4 separate regions of the Homo sapiens genome follow, and all the other regions are linked to region 4. Evidence: chromatin contacts called from ENCODE Hi-C or POLR2A ChIA-PET data. All regions are on one chromosome and are shown on one strand. Each heading gives the region's core, a stretch centred on a gene start or an enhancer-like site at or near the end of the contact. The rest is flanking DNA. Distances are from core to core; before and after follow the strand shown.

Evidence for each region. Hi-C counts contacts between places; a loop is a spot of excess contacts on that map. ChIA-PET counts read pairs that join two places held with the same protein, here RNA polymerase II (POLR2A). Pooled maps may share reads with other maps.
Region 1: a map of CD8-positive, alpha-beta T cell shows a loop between it and region 4 (23-fold over the local background). The contact joins the promoter of TRIP10 here to the promoter of GTF2F1 in region 4. A Hi-C loop is called at or near these places in 2 of 168 maps with a recorded cell type or tissue (CD8-positive, alpha-beta T cell and naive thymus-derived CD4-positive, alpha-beta T cell), 11 of 37 single-sample maps with no recorded cell type and 20 of 50 pooled maps. POLR2A ChIA-PET finds 5 or more read pairs at or near these places in 2 of 52 experiments (H1 and activated CD4-positive, alpha-beta memory T cell).
Region 2: a pooled map shows a loop between it and region 4 (15-fold over the local background). The contact joins the enhancer-like site here to the promoter of GTF2F1 in region 4. A Hi-C loop is called at or near these places in 1 of 37 single-sample maps with no recorded cell type and 6 of 50 pooled maps. POLR2A ChIA-PET finds 5 or more read pairs at or near these places in 2 of 52 experiments (B cell and GM10248).
Region 3: a loop to region 4 is called in a map of endothelial cell of umbilical vein, with 15 times the contacts of the local background. The contact joins the enhancer-like site here to the promoter of GTF2F1 in region 4. A Hi-C loop is called at or near these places in 1 of 168 maps with a recorded cell type or tissue (endothelial cell of umbilical vein), 11 of 37 single-sample maps with no recorded cell type and 13 of 50 pooled maps. POLR2A ChIA-PET finds 5 or more read pairs at or near these places in 1 of 52 experiments (activated CD4-positive, alpha-beta T cell).

What each region holds. Positions count from the first base shown.
Region 1 is chr19:6,737,837-6,742,279 of GRCh38, reverse strand. It overlaps TRIP10 (thyroid hormone receptor interactor 10), which reads right to left and starts at 2,600. Exons shown (of 15, transcript NM_001288962.2): 1 at 2,495-2,600; 2 at 1,155-1,270; 3 at 999-1,055. The coding sequence starts at 2,518. RefSeq lists silencers at 2,346-2,435, 2,476-2,755 and enhancers at 1,739-2,506, 2,956-3,085, 3,106-3,195, 3,275-4,043, 4,176-4,235.
Region 2 is chr19:6,799,156-6,804,766 of GRCh38, reverse strand. All of the region lies in intron 1 of VAV1 (vav guanine nucleotide exchange factor 1), which reads right to left. Among named protein-coding and RNA genes, the nearest start is that of VAV1, 29 kb to the right of the region's middle. RefSeq lists enhancers at 1,573-1,792, 2,675-2,744, 2,535-3,055. Within about 2 kb of position 3,751, at least 27 of the 41 ENCODE cell types and tissues checked have a DNase peak (open chromatin) inside an H3K27ac peak, as active enhancers do; they include B cell, where a contact is called at or near this core.
Region 3 is chr19:6,859,675-6,864,719 of GRCh38, reverse strand. No RefSeq gene overlaps it. Among named protein-coding and RNA genes, the nearest start is that of ADGRE1, 25 kb to the left of the region's middle. RefSeq lists an enhancer at 1,577-1,716. Within about 2 kb of position 1,824, at least 14 of the 41 ENCODE cell types and tissues checked have a DNase peak (open chromatin) inside an H3K27ac peak, as active enhancers do.
Region 4 is chr19:6,391,460-6,396,280 of GRCh38, reverse strand. It overlaps GTF2F1 (general transcription factor IIF subunit 1), which reads left to right and starts at 3,117. Exons shown (of 13, transcript NM_002096.3): 1 at 3,117-3,297; 2 at 3,378-3,424; 3 at 4,307-4,379. The coding sequence starts at 3,286. It overlaps MIR6790 (microRNA 6790), which reads left to right and starts at 3,298; the gene lies at 3,298-3,360. It also overlaps the pseudogene LOC390877.

The DNA of each region.
Region 1 (4,443 bases), core at 1,351-3,850, 350 kb before region 4:
TAGCTGGGATTACAGGCGCGCACCACAACGCCTGGCTAATTTTTGTATTTTTAGAAGAGACAAGGTTTCACCATGTTGACCAGGCTGCTCTCGAACTCCTGACCTCAAGTGATCCACCTGCGCACCCTCCCAATGTGTGGGATTACAGGTGTGAGCCACTGTGCCCAACCCTATTTTTTTTTTTAATTTTACAATGAGAGGTGTTAACATTCACACTAAGTGGGATAAAAGTCAAAACTACAATTACCAGCCTGGCTAACATGGTGAAACCCTGTCTCTACTAAAAATATAAAAATTAGCTGGGCATGGTGGCAGGTGACTGTAATCCCAGCTACTAGGGAGGCTGAGGCAGGAGAATCGCTTGAACCTGGGAGGCGGAAGTTGCAGTGAGCTGAGATGGCGCCACTGCACTCCAGCCTGGGGGACAGAGTGAAACTCTGTCAAAAACAAAACAAAACAACTACAATTAACAAAAAGTTCAGGTCAGAGATTGCTGCCAAACAAGTGACCAAAACAACTTGATTTCCAGGGCTTTTTTGGATTTTGGAATTGGGGACTCAATTCCAAGTCAAATGCTCCTTACGGCGTTTGATATGGACTGCACACTGTTTAAACACATTCACTCAGCTCGTGTTCATGAAAGCCCTACAAAGCTGGAGGAATCGTCATCATTCCATTTCACAGATGAGGAAAACAGAGGCGCAAAACTTTAAGTCATCTGCCCAAAGTTACTGGTTTTGTAACTGCTGGGGCCTCTGTATTTAACAGTTAAGGAAAATAGTGGCAGAAAACCTGAGTCACAAGCCCAAGTCAATTTCTCTACATAGTAGTGGACTCAGGATTCCAAGCCAGATAATCCCGCATCTTGCATCCATGCTCTCACCTCTAGAAGGGGAAGTGAGAGGAGCGGTGGGGTGTCCCAGCTGAGGGAGGGGAAGTGAGACCCAAGCACCGCCTTTCCCCACAAATCTAGCCCTGCAGCCCCTCTCCAACCTTACTTGGACTCAGGATCATCCTTGGCAGGTCTCTTGGGCAGATATTTTTTCACCAGGCTCCTAAGGGGAGACAGAGGTAGGAGGGCTGAGCCCGCAGCCCTCCCACCGCTCCCCGTCGCCCCAGGCGCGTCCTCCGTAGCGTCCACCCCAGGGTCTCACCGCAGTTGTTTGGCGTAAGCCTGTTCCACTTCGGTGCGTTCTTTCACGAACTTTACATATCTGTCCAACAGGTCCAGCCCCCACTGCGTGTGGCGCTCGAGCACCTCGAACTGATCCTGACATGGGACATGGTGGGGGAGGAGGGGAGAGGGGCCGGGGTCACGATTTTGGGACCCCACAGCCCGCCGACCAGACTCCCAGGGAGGGCCAAGGCTCTGCGCTCCTAGAAGGAGTGGCTTCCCGGCGCCGCCCCGGCGTGGCGCGGGGGGAGGCAGGAAACTGGCGGGAACCCCCTCCCCTTCCCGGGAAGGGCCGGAGAACAGCGCCCAGGCCCCAGCCACCCCGGCCGGGAGATGGAGGTCTCCGACATAGGACCGCCAAGAGGGGCGTGGAAGGGGACAGGGCCACTCCCCCAGCTCGGGCTCCCCTAATCCCCCCGGATTCCGGAAAATCCGGCCGGCCCGGCGTGAGTCAAGGCCAGAGGGGCAGGGTTCCTGGCAGACTGGGGGCCCCTGAGTGGCCAGGGGGCAGGCACCAGGTTCCCTGAATCTCCCTGCTTCCAGGGATCCCCCGATGGGTGACTCAATTTACCCCACTGACCCCACTACACATCCAAAAGAAATCGCAGAATTGGAGGAGGGGGTGGCAGTCTGGTTACCCCCGCTGCACTAAGAACTCAGGGATTCCACCGCCCCCAGCAAGGGGAGGGGTCAGAGGTCCGGCTAGGATAGGGGGAAATTTCTGGGGCTTCCAGGGCTGAGGTTATAGGCGACCAGGGGGCGGTCCCGCCCTGGGCCTGGGGTGAGCAGGGGGAAGCCAGGGAGGGGGATCAGGCCGAGCTTAGCATCCCCCTTCCCCTCCATGAGCGTCCCCAGCCCCTAGGTGTTGATTAAAGGCGAGGGAAAGGGCGGTCAGGACTTCTAGGTCCCACGTGGGTGGGGATGAGGGTGACCAGAGGGTCCCCTCCCCCCTCCTAGCCGGACAGGCGGACGACGGGCAGGGACCCAGGGGCCGTAAGATAAGCCGCCTGCCCGGCCAGGGCGCCCAAAATAGGTGACCTCTCTCAGCCGCCCCGGCCTGGCCCCAGGATTCCTTCTGCCCGCCTCATTCGCAACCCTGTGCCTCAGTTTCCCCACTCCGGTCCGGCAAAGTCGCCCTTCGCCCCTGAGCGTGCTGAGACTCCCAGATAAACTTCGAGAGAGAGCGGAGGGTGGAGGGCGGGGACCCAGGGGTCGGTGGAAGGGAAAGGCGCGGAGCCCCCTCTAAGATACATTGGGGACAAAAGGGGGGTGCCTGGACCCCAGCAAAGGGGAACTTAGAGGCGGGCCGATTGGACTTACCCACAGCTCAGTGCCCCAATCCATGCTGCTCCCGCCGCCGCCGCCGCAGCCACCACCGCACCCGGTCCCCGCCGCCCGCCGCCCGCCGCCCTCCCCGGGGAGACTCAGCCGAGGGCGGTGCGCCTGGCCCCGCCCCGCCCCGCCCGGCCCCGCCCACCCCAGACTCTTCCCCGCCCCCCTGCACGCTCTGCCACGCCCCCACCCGCGCGGAGCCCAAGCACTGCGATTCGGGGGCGGGGCCCAACGGACGCTCCGCCCCCTTTTAAAGCAACGTTGCCACTCGACGCCGCTGGACCGACCCCTTAAAGAACCCCCACCCATTTTTTCCAAATCCCCGGGGTCCCTCTCGTCCTCTCATCTTCCTTCCCCGCTCCAAACGGTTCTTCCCATCTCCTTTTCCCCTTTCCCCGCAATTATTCCTTAAAGGGCCAAGACACTAAAACCCCAAACTCAAGAAGTCCTTCCTCAACCCCATTGCAGGGGCAACCTGAGGTCACCCCGTTCTTGCGAGCCGGCCCGGCTCCAGGCGTCTAGGTTCGTCCCACTAATGGTCTGGTCCCTCCGGCCACAGGGCGGATGAGAGGGTTTCGATCCAACCCAGGACGCGCCTTCGCCAAGGCCAGGTCCATTAACTCCCGCACCGCATCCTGCCTTCCCTCCCCCAGAGTCTCCGCTGGGAAACTGAAGACAGGCCGTCCTTGGGGCGCCAGGCCCAGGCCTTTCCCCAGCTGCCTTCCAGTTCGCGCCTGCATCTGCCCATTTTCCAGTTTAACCTGGTTTCATTCTCAGTACTGCCCCTGAGATTCCGACTCCGCCCCTCCCCCAGACATCTGGGCCATCTGGGCCCTGGAGAAGGGAAGTCTGTCACCTCTCCCATAAAAGTCTGTTCACACCTTGTAAATCCCTTTGAGGTGCTGGAATGAAAGAGGAGAGGAGGCACTGGGGATTCCCACTCCCATTCTCTCCGGGCTTTGGCGCTTTCTCTGCAGCCTCAGACAAGGCTGGGCGTCTTGCAGGGGGGCCCTTGGGTATACGTTCCCCTTACACAGAGCACCCAGGCTCCCAGAACAGAGAGATACAGCTGAGCCCAGGAGGAGAGCCTTGGGAGCCCACACTGGGACTGATGTCTCTGCTGAGACCTGGCCCCACCTGCTGGTGGCTTCTGAGCTAGAAAATGTCTGATTGCAGTTGGGCAATTGAACCCAGTGAGTTCTGTGGCTAGTCTCAAATGGGGGCTCAGCCTAGCAAAGTTCTGAGTTCACCTCTGCTCAGAGACTCAAACTGGAATTGGGGTTCAGTCCAGGTCAGCACCACCGTGGGGATAGGGGATAGAGGCCAGAGGCTTAACCAGAAGGATTAGCAACCCGGTAAGGGGTCAGGTCCAATCTGGAGTCAGGGCTAGTCCAGATCGGTGGCCTAAACCAGAGATTAAGCCTCAGTGTGTGGTGTGGGGGACGAGGGGGTGTCAGAGTTTCAGGCTGAAGTTAGGACTCAACTTGCAGAGAGGGAGTTCACCTGGGGTCAGAGTTCAGCCCGGAGTCCGGTCTAGCCTGGAATCTGGGGGTGGGGCTCCAATTGCCTCACTCTGGAATAAAAGGCTTAGCCTAAGGCTGGGGTCTCAGCCTGGGGTCATAGGTCATCCTAGGGTCAAACTTTAACCTGAGGCCAGCTTTAGGCCTCTCTGTGGACCAGGAAGATTAGGAAAACAGGTCAGGCCTGAACAGATGCGTGTGTTTACCAAAAGCCTCAGCTCTGGCTGGGAGCCACATCCCTGGCTCAAGAAGAGGAAGTCCGTCCTTGGGGATACTGGGAAAGGTAGTTTATTTAATGCTTTGTGGCCCTTGTCTGCTCCCGCTGCATTCTGGGTAATGTAGTCCCGGACAGTTAAGAGTGGGTGGAGAAATTCCGCTTTAAGGGCCGGATATCAGATCCATGACAATTGGTTAGAT
Region 2 (5,611 bases), core at 2,502-5,001, 410 kb before region 4:
GTGCGACAGAGCAAGACTCCGTCTCAAAAAAAAAAAAAAAAGGAGGTATGGGAAGGGCACAGTGGTTCATGCCTGTAATCCCAGCACTTTGGGAGGCCAAGGCAGGCAGAACACCTGAGGTCGGAAATTTGAGACCAGCCTGGCCAACATGGCGAAACCTCATCTCTACTAAAAATACAAAAGTTAGTCAGGCGTGGTGGCACGCGCCTGTAATCCCAGCTACTCAGAAGGGTGAGGCAGGAGAATTGCTTGAACCTGGGAGGCAGAGGTTGCAATGAGCTGAGATTGCACTACTGCACTCCAGCCTGGGCGACAGAGCAAGACTCTGTCTCTAAATAAATAAATAAATAAATATAAATAGGACCGCCAAACTGCCCTGAGCTGCTACTCTCAGCCTGTGGGGTAGCCCTGCAAGAGCAGTCATGGAGCTGTAACACTGCCACGGCAATAAAGCTGTTTTCGTCTACCCTACCACTGGAATCACCCTTGAATTCTTTCCTTAGCCTGTGAGGCTTCTTGGGTGAAACCAAGAAGCCTCACAGGCTAAGCCCCACTTTGGGGCTTGCCTGCCGTGCGTCACATTCTCTGGATTTGGACACATGTATGATGATGGGTATCCACTATTATAGTGTCATAGAGAGTATTTTCACTGCCGTGGAAAGCTTCCATGCTCTGCCTATCCATACCCCCTTTCCACTAACCTCTGACAACTACTGATCTTTTTACTGCTTCTACAGTTTTGCCTTTTCTGAAACATCACATAGCTGGTATCATATAGTATGTAGCCTTTTGGGACTGGCTTCTTTCACTTAGTAATATGCATTTGGGGTTCCTGCGTGTCTCTTCATGGCTTGAGAGCTCATCTCATCTCTCTTCAGTGCTGAATAATATTCCATTGTCTGCGCTGGGAGCAGTGGCTCACACCTGTAATCTCAGCACTTTGGGAGGCCGACGTGGCTGGATCACCTGAGGTCAGGAGTTTGAGGCCAGCCTGGCCAACATGGTGAAATCCCATCTCTACTAAAAATACAAAAATTAGCCAGGTGTGGTGGCAGGTGCCAGTAAACCCAGCTACTCAGGAGGCTGAGGCAGGAGAACAGCTTGGACCTGGGAAGCAGAGGTTGCAGTGAGCCGAGACCACACCATTGCACTCTAGCCTGGACAACAAGGGCAAAAGTCCATCTCTAATAATAATAATAATATTCCATTGTCTGGATGCACCACAGCTTATTTATCCATACGAGGAAGTAGGTGGAACTTGACTCTGGAGGTGGGGCTCAGACAACGGACCAAATTGAGGACTAGCTAAAACAGGGCTGGAGCAGAAGCACCTTTCCATAAGACATGCCCACCAGTGTGCCATGGCAGTTTGCCATTGTGATGGTAACACCAGCAGCTACTACTCCTTTCCCAAGGCAATGACCCGACAACCCAGAAGTTACCACCCTTTTCCTAGAAATTTGCATAATCTGCCCTTTAATTTGCATATAATTAAAGTGGGTACAAAGATGACTGCAACCCTGATTACTCCGGGCTCACAGCCTGTGGGGTAGCCCTGCTCTGCGAGGAGCAGGACTTCTGCAACTGCCGCTATGCACTTTCACTTCAGTAAAAGCTACTGTCTAACACCTCCAGCTCGCCCTGGAATTCTTTCCTGGGCAAAACAAAGAACCGTCCCAGGCTGAGCCCCAATTTAGGGCTTGCCTTGCCCTACATCGCATTCATCTACCGAAGGACAATTTGTTGCCTCCCAGTTTCAGCAATCATGAATAAAGCCGCTACAAAGACTTGAGTGTAAGTTTTTGTGTGGACATAAATGTTCAACTCCTTTGGGTAAATAGAGGACCTCAATACCTAGTACCATGTCTGACACATAGTAGATGCTCAATAAAATCTGTCGAATGAATAAATCTCCCTTTGACAGAGGAAACAACTGAGGCTCAGAGAGGGGATACTGCCCATCCCGGACCACACAGATAGGAATGGAGAACCAGATACCAGCACTGGATCCCAAAGTCTGTGCCTCTAACCTCTGTACAACACTGCCTCTTTGAACCACACTAAGCTGCTCCTGGTGCCTCTTAGAGAGTGGCATAATGAGGGCGCTCATGGGCAGGCAGATCACCAGAGACAATAGAGCAGATGGCTGTGTCTGTGGCTCGAGGGAGGAAGTTCCCTCCTGACCTCAGGGAGATCAGCTGAACCCGGAGACAGCTTCCTTCCAGTCATGTGATGCCTCAAAGAGGGGAAAGGGGGCATGATTCATCCCCTCTCCGGGCTGCGGTGGGGCCAGCTAAAGAAAGGGGCTCCATCAGACAGCAGCAGTGACTGCAGTTAGACCACCAGAAAGGACTTCCTGGTCGCCTGAAGAGTGTGAGAAAGTGGCAAAGGACAGGAGGTCCTTTATTTTTTTTAATTTTATTATTATTATACTTTAAATTTTAGGGTACATGTGCACAACGTGCAGGTTTGTTACATATGTATACATGTGTCATGTTGGTGTGCTGCACCCATTAACTCCTCATTTAGCATTAGGTATATCTCCTAATGTTATCCCTCCCCACTTCCCCGACCCCACAACAGTCCCCTGTGTGTGATGTTCCCCTTCCTGTGCCCATGTGTTCTCATTGTTCAATTCCCACCTATAAGTGAGAACATGCGGTGTTTGGTTTTTTGTCCTTGCTATAGTTTGCTGAGAATGATGGTCCTTTAAACAAACGTAGGAGAGGCATTATGAGGACGGTTCCTCCCTGCTGGGGGCAACCCCCCTCAGTGCCCCTCTTCCTTCCTCCAGGAAGAGGCGGGCACCCACTGTGCTGGCATCGTGCCCATATGCAAATCAGCACCCAGGCGCACTGCGGTGAACCCTGAGGTTCATTCTTCCCCATTTGCCAGCCAGCCTCCCATCAACAAAACCCCTGCCCAAGATGAAGAAAGAGCCAGAAAGGTCGGCTGGCTTTCCACGCTCCTTCGGGGAAGCAGTGTGCAGGGACAGAGGCCTCTGGGGTCTGGGAGAAGGGGACCCAGAGCCAAGCACGACGGCAGCAATCAACTCCCCACCCCCACCCCAGCACCAGGGAGCCGGCCGGAAACCGGAAATGCCTGTTACCAGGGCTTGGTTGGGGAGATAGAAAAAAGGGTGGGTGGAGGGGCCCTTTGCGTTCAACCCATCAGCCCCTTCATCAGGCAACCTCAAGCTCCCGAGGGTTCCCAGAGAGGGCGGGTGTGCTGTGCACCCTTTCAAAGCTCCGAAGCAGGGGTGCAGAGTGTGCACGCCTCATCCTAGCCCTCAAACCCTTCTGTGAGGAAGCCCGTCTCTCTTCTGCCCCATCCCCTACCACCCCAGCACACACTCCACTTTTCAGCACCGGTGGGAGGGTCAGGCAGATCTGGTTCGACTCCCAGACCAGCCCGGCAAGTTGAGGGAGCTTGGATGGGATCATTTTGCTTTCCGTTGATTCAATTGACTCATCTGTACGTCGGGAATGAAAATACTTGACCCAATGTTTGCGGTAGAGCCTGGTGTGAAACCCAGCACCCCAGACCCGGTCATGCATTAATTCAGCAAGCATGTGTGGAATGCCTACTGTATGCCAAGCACCAGAACCTAATGGTGATCAAGACAAACAGAGCTCTGCCCTTACAGGGCTTATGTAATCCAGCCAGGAGACAAACACTAAGCAGTCAGCAAGGTGAATAATTGATGATGAGGGTGGTGAGAGGGTGTGCCGGGAAGCACAGAGAGCTATGGGACCTGGTTAAATGCAGGAGGCACCTGGTAAGGCTTTGGGGTGGTACAGGAGAGAATGGTGCCATGCAGGCGACAAAGAGATGGTGAGCGGCTGGGTGCGGTGGCTCACGCCTGTAATCCCAGCACTTTGGGAGGCTGAGGCGGGCGGATCACTTGAGGTCAGGGGTTCAAGACCAGCCTGGGCAACATGGTGAAACCCCGACTGCACACACACACACACACAAAAATTTGCCAGGCGTGGTGACAGGCGCCTGTAATCCCAGCTACTCTGGAGGCTGAGGCAGGAGAATCGCTTGAACCCAGGAGGCGGAGGTGGCAGTGAGCCGAGATCACGCCACTGCACAGCCTGGGCAACAGACCGAGGATGTCTCAAAAAAACAAAAAACAAAACAAAACAAAAAAAAGAAGCTGGGTGTGGTGGCTCATGCCTGTAATCCCAGCACTTTGGGACGCTGAGGTGGGTTGATCACTTGAGGTCAGGAGTTTGAGACGCGCCTGGCCAACATATAGTGAAACCTGTCTCTGCTAAAAATACAAAATTAGCTGGGTGTGGTGGAACACGCCTGTAGTCCCAGCTACTTGGAAAGCAGAGGAAGGAGAATCGCTTGAACCCAGGAGGCAGAGGTTGCAGTGAGCCGAGATCATGCCACTGCACTCCAGCCTGGGCAACAGAGCAAGACCCCATCTCAAAAAAAAAAAATGAGACAGATAGTGAAGCAAAGAAGAGAAGCATGCTGAGCAGCTGGCAGGAACATCACATGGCAGATCCACTTTGGAAAAGTTGGTACGTTTTCCTTGTTATTACTATTATTTTTTTACCTTGCAATTCCAGCACAAAGGAAGAAAAGTTGGTACATTTTCTTCTTATTAAAAAAAAAAATTAAGAAACAGAGCCTCACTATGTCGGTCAGGTTGGTCTCAAACTCCTAGGCTCCAGCAATCCTCCCGCCTCAGTTCCCCAAAGTGCTGGAATGACAGGCATGAGCCGCCGTGACTGGCCTGGTAAGTTTTCTTAAAACATTAAGCATGCACCTATCATACGATATATTCCATTACCAGGCATTTACTCAAGAGAAATGAAAGCACATGTCCATACAAAGACTTGTACAGAATGTTCATAGCAGCTTGATTCTGTTTTCTTTTCTTTCCTTTTTTTTTTTTTTTTTTTTTTGAGACAGTCTCAGTCTGTCACCCAGGCTGGAGTGCAGCCTGGCCCAATCACAGCTCACTGCAGTCTCAAATTCCTGGGCTCAAGCAATCCTCCTGCCTCAGCCTTCCAAAGAGTTAGGACTACAGGCATGTGCCACCATATCCAGCTAGCAACTTGATTCATGATAGCCAAAAGTGCCATCAGTAATTCAAACCTCAACCAAGGGGAACATCACACACTGGGGCCTGTCGGGGGCTGGGGGTTAGGAGAGGGATAGCATTCGGAGAAATACCTAATGTAGATGATGGGTTGATGGATGCAGCAAACCACCATGGCACGTGTATACCTATGTAACAAACCTGCACGTTCTGCACATGTATCCCAGAACTTAAAGTATAGGCCGGGCATGGTGGCTCACGCCTGTAATCCCAGCACTTTGGGAGGCCGAGGTGGGCAGATTATGAGGTCAGGAGTTCGAGACCAGCCTGGTCAACATGGTGAAACCCTGTCTTTACTAAAAATACAAAAAAATTAGCCAGGCGTGGTGGCGCACACCTGTAGTCCCAGCTGTTCGAGAGGCTGAGGCAGAAGAATCGCTTGAACCTGGGAGGCGGAGGTTGCAGTGAGCCGAGATTGCGCCACTGCACTCCAGCCTGGGCGACAGAGCGAGACTCCATCTCAAAAAAACAAAGCGAAACAAACAAAAAAAC
Region 3 (5,045 bases), core at 575-3,074, 470 kb before region 4:
CCTTATGGTTATCCCCGTGCCTGAGCTCTCTGATGTTAGTTGTGCTTTTGCTGGGTGGACTGGAGGCAAGGAAAGTGAGGATACTTATGATGACTTGAAATCAGCTGTGGGCCAGGTGCGGTGGCCCACACCTGTAATCCCAGCACTGTAAGAGGCCGAGGCGGGCAAATCATCTGAGGTCGGGAGTTCAAGACCAGCCTGGCAAACAGCCAAACCCCATCTCTACTAAAAATACAAAAGTTAGCTGGGCTTGGTGGTGGGCACTTGTAATCGAGCTACTCAGGCAGCGGAGGCAGGGAGAACTGCTTGGAACCCAGGAGGTGGAGGTTGCAGTGAGCTGAGATTGTGCCACTGCATTCCAGCCTGGGCAACAGAGCAAGACTCTATCTCAAAAACAAAAAAACAAAAAACAAAAAAAAAAGAAGAAAAAAGAAATCAGATGCGGTGGGACTATTTACACCATAGGAATGGGCACATTCTATGCGAATATCCACTGTTTGAATCATCCCCACTCCGGCCAGGCATGGTTCACACCTGTAATCCCAGCACTTTGGAAAGCCAAGGCAGGTGGATAACCTGAGGTCAGGAGTTCGAGACCAGCCTGGCCAACATGGTGAAACCCCGTCTCTACTCAAAAGAAAATACAAAAATTAGCTGGGCGTGGTGTCGGGCTCTTGTAGTCCCAGCTACTCGGGAGGCTGAGGGAGGAGAATCACTTGAACCTGGGAGGTGGAGGTTGCAGTGAGCCAAGATCACACCATTGCCCTCCAGCCTGGGCGACAGAGTGAGACTCTTTCTCAAAAATAAATAAATAAATCACCCCCACACCACGGCTCCCCAAATCCTGCAGCTTAGAGCTCAAACATCCAAACCTGACTTCTGAGGCCCCCTAACAGCCTTCTCTTTGGAAACAGTCTAATCAGAGAGTTTGAGACACTGAAGCCAAATCACCGAAGGCCACCAGAGGGCACTACATAGCTTCAAATTGGTGCTGTGGGGTTACAATGGGCAAGATACGCGGAACTTGGTTCCGCGGCTCAAATGCCAGGACAATGCGGAAGTGTTGGCTGCCTAAGAACAAGTCCCGCCTTGCGTGAATGGTACCCATGAAATATGACAGCTCCCTATGTGACAATCTGCCTCGCGCCTCACTTCATTGCCTGGAATTCCACCATTAGGGAGTCATTCCTTTGGATAAAAAATGTTCCTCTGGAAAAAAAAAAAAAAAGTTCCTCTGGGCCGGGCGCGGTGGCTCACGCCTGTAATCCCAGCACTTTGGGAAGCCGACGCGGGCGAATCACCTGAGGTTAGGAGTTCGAGACCAGCCTGGCCAACATGGTGAAACCCCATCTCTACTAAAAATACAAAAATTAGCTGGGCGCTGTAATCTCAGCTACTCGGGAGGCTGAGGCAGGAAAATCGCTTGAACCTGGGAGGCGGAGGTTGCAGTGAGCCAAGATCGCGCCACTGTGCTCCAGCCTGGGAGACAAGAGCGAGACTCGGTCCCACCCCCACCCGCCCCCCCCACAAAAAATGTTTCTCTTCCAGAAAATATTAAATAGTTCAAGTTGAGACCCCTAGAAAGCACTAGAAATTAAAGACGTGGGAAGAATCCTCAGACCACAGAAAACAGCTGTAGGTGGAGACCCTTCCACCTACTTTGTATTTCTCTGCCTTCTCAACAATATGAACGTGTTTGGCTGCGGACGTTGGCTCACGCCTGCAATGCCAGCGCTCTGGGAGATTGCGCTATCGAGGTGGCGCACTACTGCTGCTGTCCATCAGGGGGCAAGCGCGGCTTTAATTTGTGGCTGTCTGCGGTGGGACTGCCTGGCGATGTGTCTGTGTGATGTTTAGGAATGTCCCTGTTTGATCTAGTGGGTGTCTGTCTGACGGCGTTTGAAGTCTATATCCGCTGATTTCATTTGTCTTTATCAGTGTTTGTAAATTCTTAGGGCTGGGGGTAGGAGTGAGTGAGTGTGTGTGTGTGTGTGTGTGTGTGTCTGTCTGTCTGTATTGGGGGCTGTCCGTTGTACATTCACCATGTTGGCCAGGCTGGTTTCGAACTCCTGAGCTCAAGTGATCCACCTGCCTCGGCCTCCCAAAGTGCTAGGATTATAGGCATGAGCCACCACGCCCGGTCTCCCAACAACTTTTCACCCACCCCACCCCCACTTTCCTCCCTCTCCAAGCAAAATGAGCCCCTTGAAGTTTCCAGAACCTACCAGGATCACTATCATTTGCCCCTCTCCCTAAAAAACTTTCCCTTCATTATTTATTATTATTATTATTGAGTCTCACTCTGTCGTCCAGGCTGGGGTGCAGTGGTGCAATCTCAGCTCACTGCAATCTCTGCCTCCCAGGTTCAAGTGATTCTCCTACCTCAGCCTCCCGAGTAGCTGGGATTACAGGCACCTGCCACCACACCGGCTAATTTTTGTATTTTTAGTAGAGATGGGGGTTTCACCATGTTGCCCAGTCTGGTCTCGAACTCCTGACCTCAAGTGATCCGCCGCCTCGGCCTCCCCAAGTGCCGGGATTACAGACATGGACCACCGTGCTAGGCTGTCCCCTCATTTATTTTCTAGGTGACTCCATCCAGCTGATTATACAGTTGCCACCTTAGATGTTTCCTCCTCCAGGAAGCCCTCCCTGACCATCCTCCCCTACTCAAGCCTGGGTTAGATCTGTATTTGCTCCCACAGCCACCTGTGTTCCTTATGAAATTCATCAACTCTGTGTTATAATTGCCTGGTTGATTGTTAAGTCCCCTACTGGATTATACGTGCTTTTCAGGCAGGTCTGCGCCTGAGTCATTCACACAGCCTGGGGCTGAAGGTGAGGGCCACCCAGGAACTCCAAGAACAAGTCCATGACCTCAACCTCACCAACACCCTGAACTAGACAGCCCAGGTAGCCACCTTAGGCCATAGGTAGGTTCATGGTGTGACTCTGGGGGAGTCACGGGAGGGGCAGAAACCCCCCGTCCTAGTTCCTGATCCCTTGTGACTGCATTGCTTCCTCCAACACCCATTTCTAGATTCATGGTTCCTCAAACATGAAAAACACTTCACTCCAGGCTTCAGAGGCTATATCCTGCACCTGGCCAGGTGTGTGCAGGTACCATCTAGGCGTTGGCTTACCTGGGGTTGCAGAGAGAGCTAGGATATACCAAGATCCCCACCCGGCACTAGAGTGACGGTTAAGAGCGTGGTTCTGTGCTTAGGTGCATACCGACTCTCTGCCTGTGGCGAGCTGATTTTATCTTTCTCTGGTTCAGAGAGGCGAAGTCTTTCCCAAAACTTTATAGCTAATTTCACAGGGGCACAGAGGACCTTAGAATCTCTTGGAGCCCTGACCACTATGCTCTATTTCATATAAAAATAAAAACTGGCCAGGCCCAGTGGCTCACGTCTGTAATCCCAGCACTTTGGGAGGCCGAGGCGGGCGGATCACAAGGCGAGGAGATCAAGACCATCCTGACTAACACGATGAAACCCCATCTCTACTAAAAATGCAAAAAATTAGCCGGGCGTGGTGGCGGGCACCTGTAGTCCCAGCTACTCGAGAGGCTGAGGCAGGAGAATGGCGTGAACCCGGGAGGCGGAGCTTGCAGTGAGCCGAGATCGCGCCACTGCCCTCCAGCCTGGGCGACAGAGCAAGGCTCCGTCTCAAAAACAAAAAAAACAACAACAACAAAAAGAAACCCGGCCGGTTGCAGTTGGCTCACGCCTGTAATCCCAGCACTCTGGGAGGCTGAGGTGGGCAGATCACGAGGTCAGAAGATCGAGACCATCCTGGCCAACATGGCGAAACCCCTGTGTCTCTACTAAAAATACAACTGTTAGCTGGGTGTGGCGGCGTGTGTCTGTAATCCCAGCTACTCGGGAGGCTGAGGCAGGAGAATCGCTTGAACTTGGGAGGTGGAGGTTGCAGTGAGCCAAGATTGCACCACTGCACTGCAGCCTGGCGACAGAGCTAGACTCCATCTCAAAAATAAATTAATAAATAATAAAATAAGATAAAATACCACGAAGCTGGCTGTGAGATTAATCTAGATACTGTGTAGGAAGTGCTTACTTTCATGGCGCCAGACAACACTGAATACTTGACACGGGAGGTGCCTCTGTTAGTAGTATGGTAGGGTAATATATTTGGAAGTATGAACTACTTTTTCCCAAATTAATTTATAGCCCATGATCCTTCCCCAGCCCTGTCAGCTTAGGCCAGCCCATCTTTTTGCCTCCTAAGGGTTATGCTAGCAGCCTGCAGATTTACCCAAAAAGCAACTCCCTGGCTTTTGTTGGTCAGTTGGTTACTTGGTTGTTTCTTTGCTTTGTTTTGTTTTTTGTTCTTTGTTTTTGTTTTTGTTTGAGATGGAGTTTTGCTCTGTCACCCAGGCTGGAGTGCAGCGGTGCAGTCTCATCTCACTGCAACGTCCCCCTCCCAGGTTCAAGTGATTCTCTTATCTCAGCCTCCCAAGTAGCTGGGATTACAGGTACCTGCCACCACGCCCGGCTAATTTTTGTATTTTTAGTAGAGATGAGATTTCACCATGTTGGCCAGGCTGGTCTCAAACTCCTGACCTCAAGTGATCTGCCCGCCTCGGCCTCCCAAAGTGCTGGGATTATAGGCGTGAGCCACTGTGACTGGCCTGGTTGGTTTTTAGAGATGAGGTCTCACTCTGTTGCCTAGGCTGGAGTGCAGTGGTGCAATCATAGTTCACCACAGCCTCCACCTCCTGGGCTCAAGCAATCCTCCCACCTCAGCCTCCTGAGTAGCTGGGACTACAGTTGTGTGCCACCATGCAGAGCTAATTTTTTTATTTTTTTTATTTTTTTATTTATTTTTTTTTTTTGTAGAGAGGAAGATCTTACTATTTTGTGCAGGCTGGTCTCGAGCTCCTGGCCTGAAGCAATCCTCTGCCCTCAGCCTCCCTGGCTTTTGAACTTCAAAATCTTCCTTGGAGATCCTGAATCTTAGTTTATGAGCATTAAAAGTCTAAGGGCTGGGCGCAGTGGCTCACGCCTATAATCCCAGCACTT
Region 4 (4,821 bases), core at 1,868-4,367:
GTCTCTTGGCATACTCTTGCTGTAGGGTGGCATCTTAGGGGTATGGTTCTTTTTTTTTTTTTTTTTTTTTTTGAGGCAGAGTCTTGCTCTGTCGCCCAGGCTGGAGTGCAATGGCGCTATCTCGGCTCACTGCAAGCTCCGCCTCCCGGGTTCATGCCATTCTCCTGCCTCAGCCTCCTGAGTAGCTGGGACTACAGGCACCCGCCACCGCGCCCGGCTAATTTTCTTTGTGTTTTTAGCAGAGACGGGGTTTCACCATGTTAGCCAGGATGGTCTCGATCTCCTGACCTCATGATCTGCCCGCCTCGGCCTCCCAAAGTGCTGGGATTACAGGCGTGAGCCACCGCGCCCGGCCTCTTAGGGGTATGGTTCTGTTCTCAAGGGCATAGCCAGGCACGTTGTGTGTTTGTGCCGCTTTGGATGAAGATGTGAACTTGAGGCCAGGTGTGGTGGCTCACGCCTATAATCCCTGCACTTTGGGAGGCCGAGGCGGGTGGATCCCTTGATGTCAGGAGTTTGAGACCAGCCTGGCCAACAGGGTGAAACCCCATCACTACTAAAAATACAAAAAAAATTAGCTGGGTGTGGTGGTGCACACCTATTCGTGAGGCTGAAGCAGGAGAATCGCTTGAACCCAGGAGCCAAAGGTTGCAGTGAGCCGAGATTGTGCCACTGCACTCCAGACTGGGCAACAAAGCAAGACTCCATTTAAAAAAAAAAATGATGTGGCCAGGTGCGGTGGGCTCATGCCTAGCACTGTAATCCTAGCACTTTGGGAGGCCGAGGTGGGCAGATCACTTCAGGTCAGGAGATCGAGACCATCTTGGGTAACACGGTGAAAACCTGTCTCTATTAAAAATACAAAAAATTAGCTGGGCGTGGTGATGGGCACCTGTAGGCCTAGCTACTTGGGAGGCTGAGGAAGGAGAATGGCGTGAACCCGGGAGGCAGAGCTTGCAGTGAGCCGAGATCGTGCCACTGCACTCTAGCCTGGGCGACAGAGCGAGACTCCGTCTCAAAAAAATAAAATAAAAAAAAACAAAGACGTGAACTTGAGCAGGCCAGGCCCTTCACACACGGCATCTCCTTAAAGCATCCTGAGGACTCTATCATCCCATTTTACAGTGGAGGGAACCGAGGTTCAGTGAGAGGCAGGGACTTGCCCACGCTCCCAGTCTCATCCCATACTCCCCTTCTCTCTGTTCCAGCCCCATATCCTACTCCCCTTCCCTCTGTCCCAGCCCCAACCCATACTCCCCTTCTCTTTGTCCCAGCCCCAGGGGGCTTCAGTTCTTTGAATTTGAAACTCACTTCTCCCTTGCTGTTTCCTCTGCTTGGAAAATCCCTGCCTGCCCCAGTTCCTTCTGGCCACAACTTCCATCTGGCCTTCTCTAGCCTCCATCTAGAGCTTCCCCCCATCACTCCTTGTCTGAGACACCTATTTCCTCCACAGCAATGGCCACAGTCTGTCATGATCTTCTCTGTTTACTCGTTCTTTTTTTTTCCTTCTTTTCCTTCTTTTTTTTTTTTTTTTTTTTTTGAGACGGAGTTTCGCTCTTGTTGCCCAGACTGGAGGGCAATGGCGCGATCTCGGCTCACCACAACCTCTGCCTCCCAGGTTCAAGCGATTCTCCTGTCTCAGCCTCCCGAGTAGCTGGGATTACAGGCATGTGCTACCACGCCCGGCTAATCTTGTATTTTTAGTAGAGACGGGGTTTCTCCACGTTGGTCAGGCTGGTCTCGAACTCTCAACCTCAGGTGATCCGCCCGCCTCGGCCTCCCAAAGTGCTGGGATTACAGGCATGAGCCACCGTGCCCAGCCGTTTACTCGTTCTTGTCTCCCCCAAGCCAGACACTCCATGAGGGCAAGGACTATTTCTGCCTCCCTCATTCCTATATTCCTAGGGGTTGGCGGTTCCTGACATTTAGTGGTGGATGAGAAATAAATGAAAACAGACACATCGACGGTGTCTGTAGTTCATGGCCCAACTTTTGTGTCTTGCCCGCCTTCCCTTTGCTTAGCCAACTCCTATGCATCCCTCAGTGCCCAACTGAAACCTCCCCTCTTCTCTGAGCCCTCAGAGCCCCGCTGTGCTTCTCCTGCTCCTTCCTGGGTTGTAGATTCCCATGCTGTGACTCTGTCTCTTCCACGACACTGTAACCCTCGAGAGGACACTGTAATCCTCCGTGGGGAGCTGGTTTGACAGATTCACCTTGCGGGGCCCCGAACCCAGGAGGTGCTGGAGTATTTGCGAAGTGGAGCAATGAATGGTTGCGCCGTGAGCATGCGCAGTTGTGTTACTGCCATGATTCGGGGGATGTGTGCATGCCTGGAACGGGGTAGGGGATCCTGCATCTCCCTCCTGTTCTCGGCAGCTTCCTTCCCTTCCCCCCAGGAAGCCAGCCAGCCGCCCCCGCGACGTTACCCTTCTCCTGGGGCCTCAGAGCCCTGCCCATCTCGGGCAGCTTGGACTTGCAAAGACCCATCCGGCCAGCAGCTCTTGGGGTGGTCGCGCCCCGACCCCGCCCAGGCTCTGACCCCTCCTGGCTCGGCTCAACGTCACAAGGGTCCCCGCCCCGGTCATTTTGCGGGAATGACGGGGTCCACCCCTTCGGGGTAGGGGGAGGAAATGAACCCCAAACAGACCCATGGGGAGCCAAGCGGCGGTTCGACCCGACCCGAGTAGGCCTCGGTTGCTATGGTGACGCGGCCTTCTGGGCCCCCCAGGTCCAGAGCGGCAAGGCGCATGCGCAAAGTGCCTGGGAGCCCGCAAGGGGGATTCGTCTCCCTCTTCCCACCCAGGATGCCCCACGGTCCTTGGGTGCTGACGTCACGAGAGAGGGCGGTCCCCCATTTGATGAAGTTAACCGCGTTATATACAAGAGCGCCAGCGACAGAGGCCCGTTAGTTTATCTCAGACTCGGCCTAGGTTTGCTGAGTCTAAAAAGGGACCGCGGTGGACCTTTTGAGGTGACCATAGCCGCCGAGGAGCATAAGTGACTGCGCACTGAGGTGGCCACAGTCGCTAAGAAGGTTGCCATCGCGACGCGGCTGCTCGAGGGTTTCGCTTCCGGGTTAGGCGGCCGCAGAAGCGTAGACCGAGTAGCTTGAGCGCCTCTTCCGGTTACCTTTTCCCAGCGCCAGAGGCGCCTAGGGTTGGGGTCCTCGCTCAGGCACAGAGACCCGACACCGAGCGGCGGCTTCCCCGGGATCGAGGGACGCGCACGCCAGAGGAGACGAAAGGAACCCGGGTCGGACCAGATCGGAACCACTGACCATTGCCCATGGCGGCCCTAGTGAGTGTGGATTTGGCGGGGTTCGGGGGTTCCGACGGCGACCTCGGCGACCCCTCACTCACCGCTTCCTCTTTCCGCAGGGCCCTAGCAGCCAGAATGTCACTGAATACGTCGTTCGAGTTCCTAAGTAAGTCCCCAGCCCCATCTCCCACTCCTCTCCACCCCCCAAAAATGAAAACCTTCACGATCTTCTTAGCCAGCCATTTCTGGCCCTGTCTGTGGTTCTCCCTCCAGACCGGGAGAGACTTGGAGGGCAGGGCTGGGATTAAGCTGAGGCTTCTCTGGGGACAACACTGCTTTTTTGAACGAATGAATGAATGAGTGCATTAATACACGGTGATCCAGCCCCCTGGCCTAACCTTCGAGGAGTATATGGTCCCATGATGCCCAGGCCAGCTGTAAGGACATATTCCTCGTCCTGTTTCAAAGTGGTCAGGCTGTCTTTCCTTTCCAGGCCTTTGTACATCCTGTTCCTCTGCCATGAGTGCCTCCCCTCAACCCCTAAACTGTGACTCTGCTGGGTGAATTCTTGATGATTCTGCAAAACTCAACTCCAGTATCTTCCTCCTCCAGGAAATACTCCCTGCCTGTCCTCCCTCCTCCCCAAGGCTGAGTTCACAATAATCTCCACATCTTGGGTTCCCCCAAATCTTCGTCCCTCCATCTGCTCTTCTTCTGCCTGGGGTCAGGAGAGGATGGGTCTAGCTTCTCTGGCAGACTGGGAATCCTTGGAGTCTTCCGTATCCAGTGTTGCCAGGCAAAACAGGCTGAATGAAGCTGGGTGGGTTTGTTGAGTGAATTGAATTGAATTAATGATTCAATTGAATGGAATGATTGAATTGAATTAATGGTTCAATTGAATTGAGTGATTGAATTAAAGTAATGATTTGATTGAATTAACGATCCAGTTGGGTGGTTGATTGAATTAATGGTTCAATAGCATTGACTGATTAAATTAATGATTGAATTGCTGTATTGGATTGACACTACCTCTTCTCATCCACTCCAGGAATACAACCAAAAAATATAACATCATGGCTTTTAATGCAGCCGACAAAGTCAACTTTGCTACGTGGAATCAGGTAAGTCTCTGAGTCCTGGGGGTCAGGGGCTGGGGTGGTGAGAGAACTTGACCCTGACCTTGGTGGTTGTGATAGTTGCTTAACTGTCATAGTCACTAAGTCTTAATTTTCTCACTTTTCTCCAAGTGAAGAAAAGATAGATGACAAAGGGTTGGGTGCAGTAGTTCACACCTGTAATCCCAGCACTTTGGGAGGCTGAGGCAGGAAGCTTGCTTAAGGCCAGGAGTTTGAGACCAGCCTGGGCAATACAATAGCAAGACCCCAACTCTACAAAAAAATTAAAAAGTTAGTTGGGGCTGATAGCGTGGGTCTGTAGTCCTACATAGGAGGCTGAGGTAGGAGGATCGCTTGAGCCCAGGGGTTCAAGGCTGCAGTGAGCTATGATTGTACGACTGCACTCCAGCCTGGATAACAGAGCAAGACCCTGCCTCAAAAAAAAAAA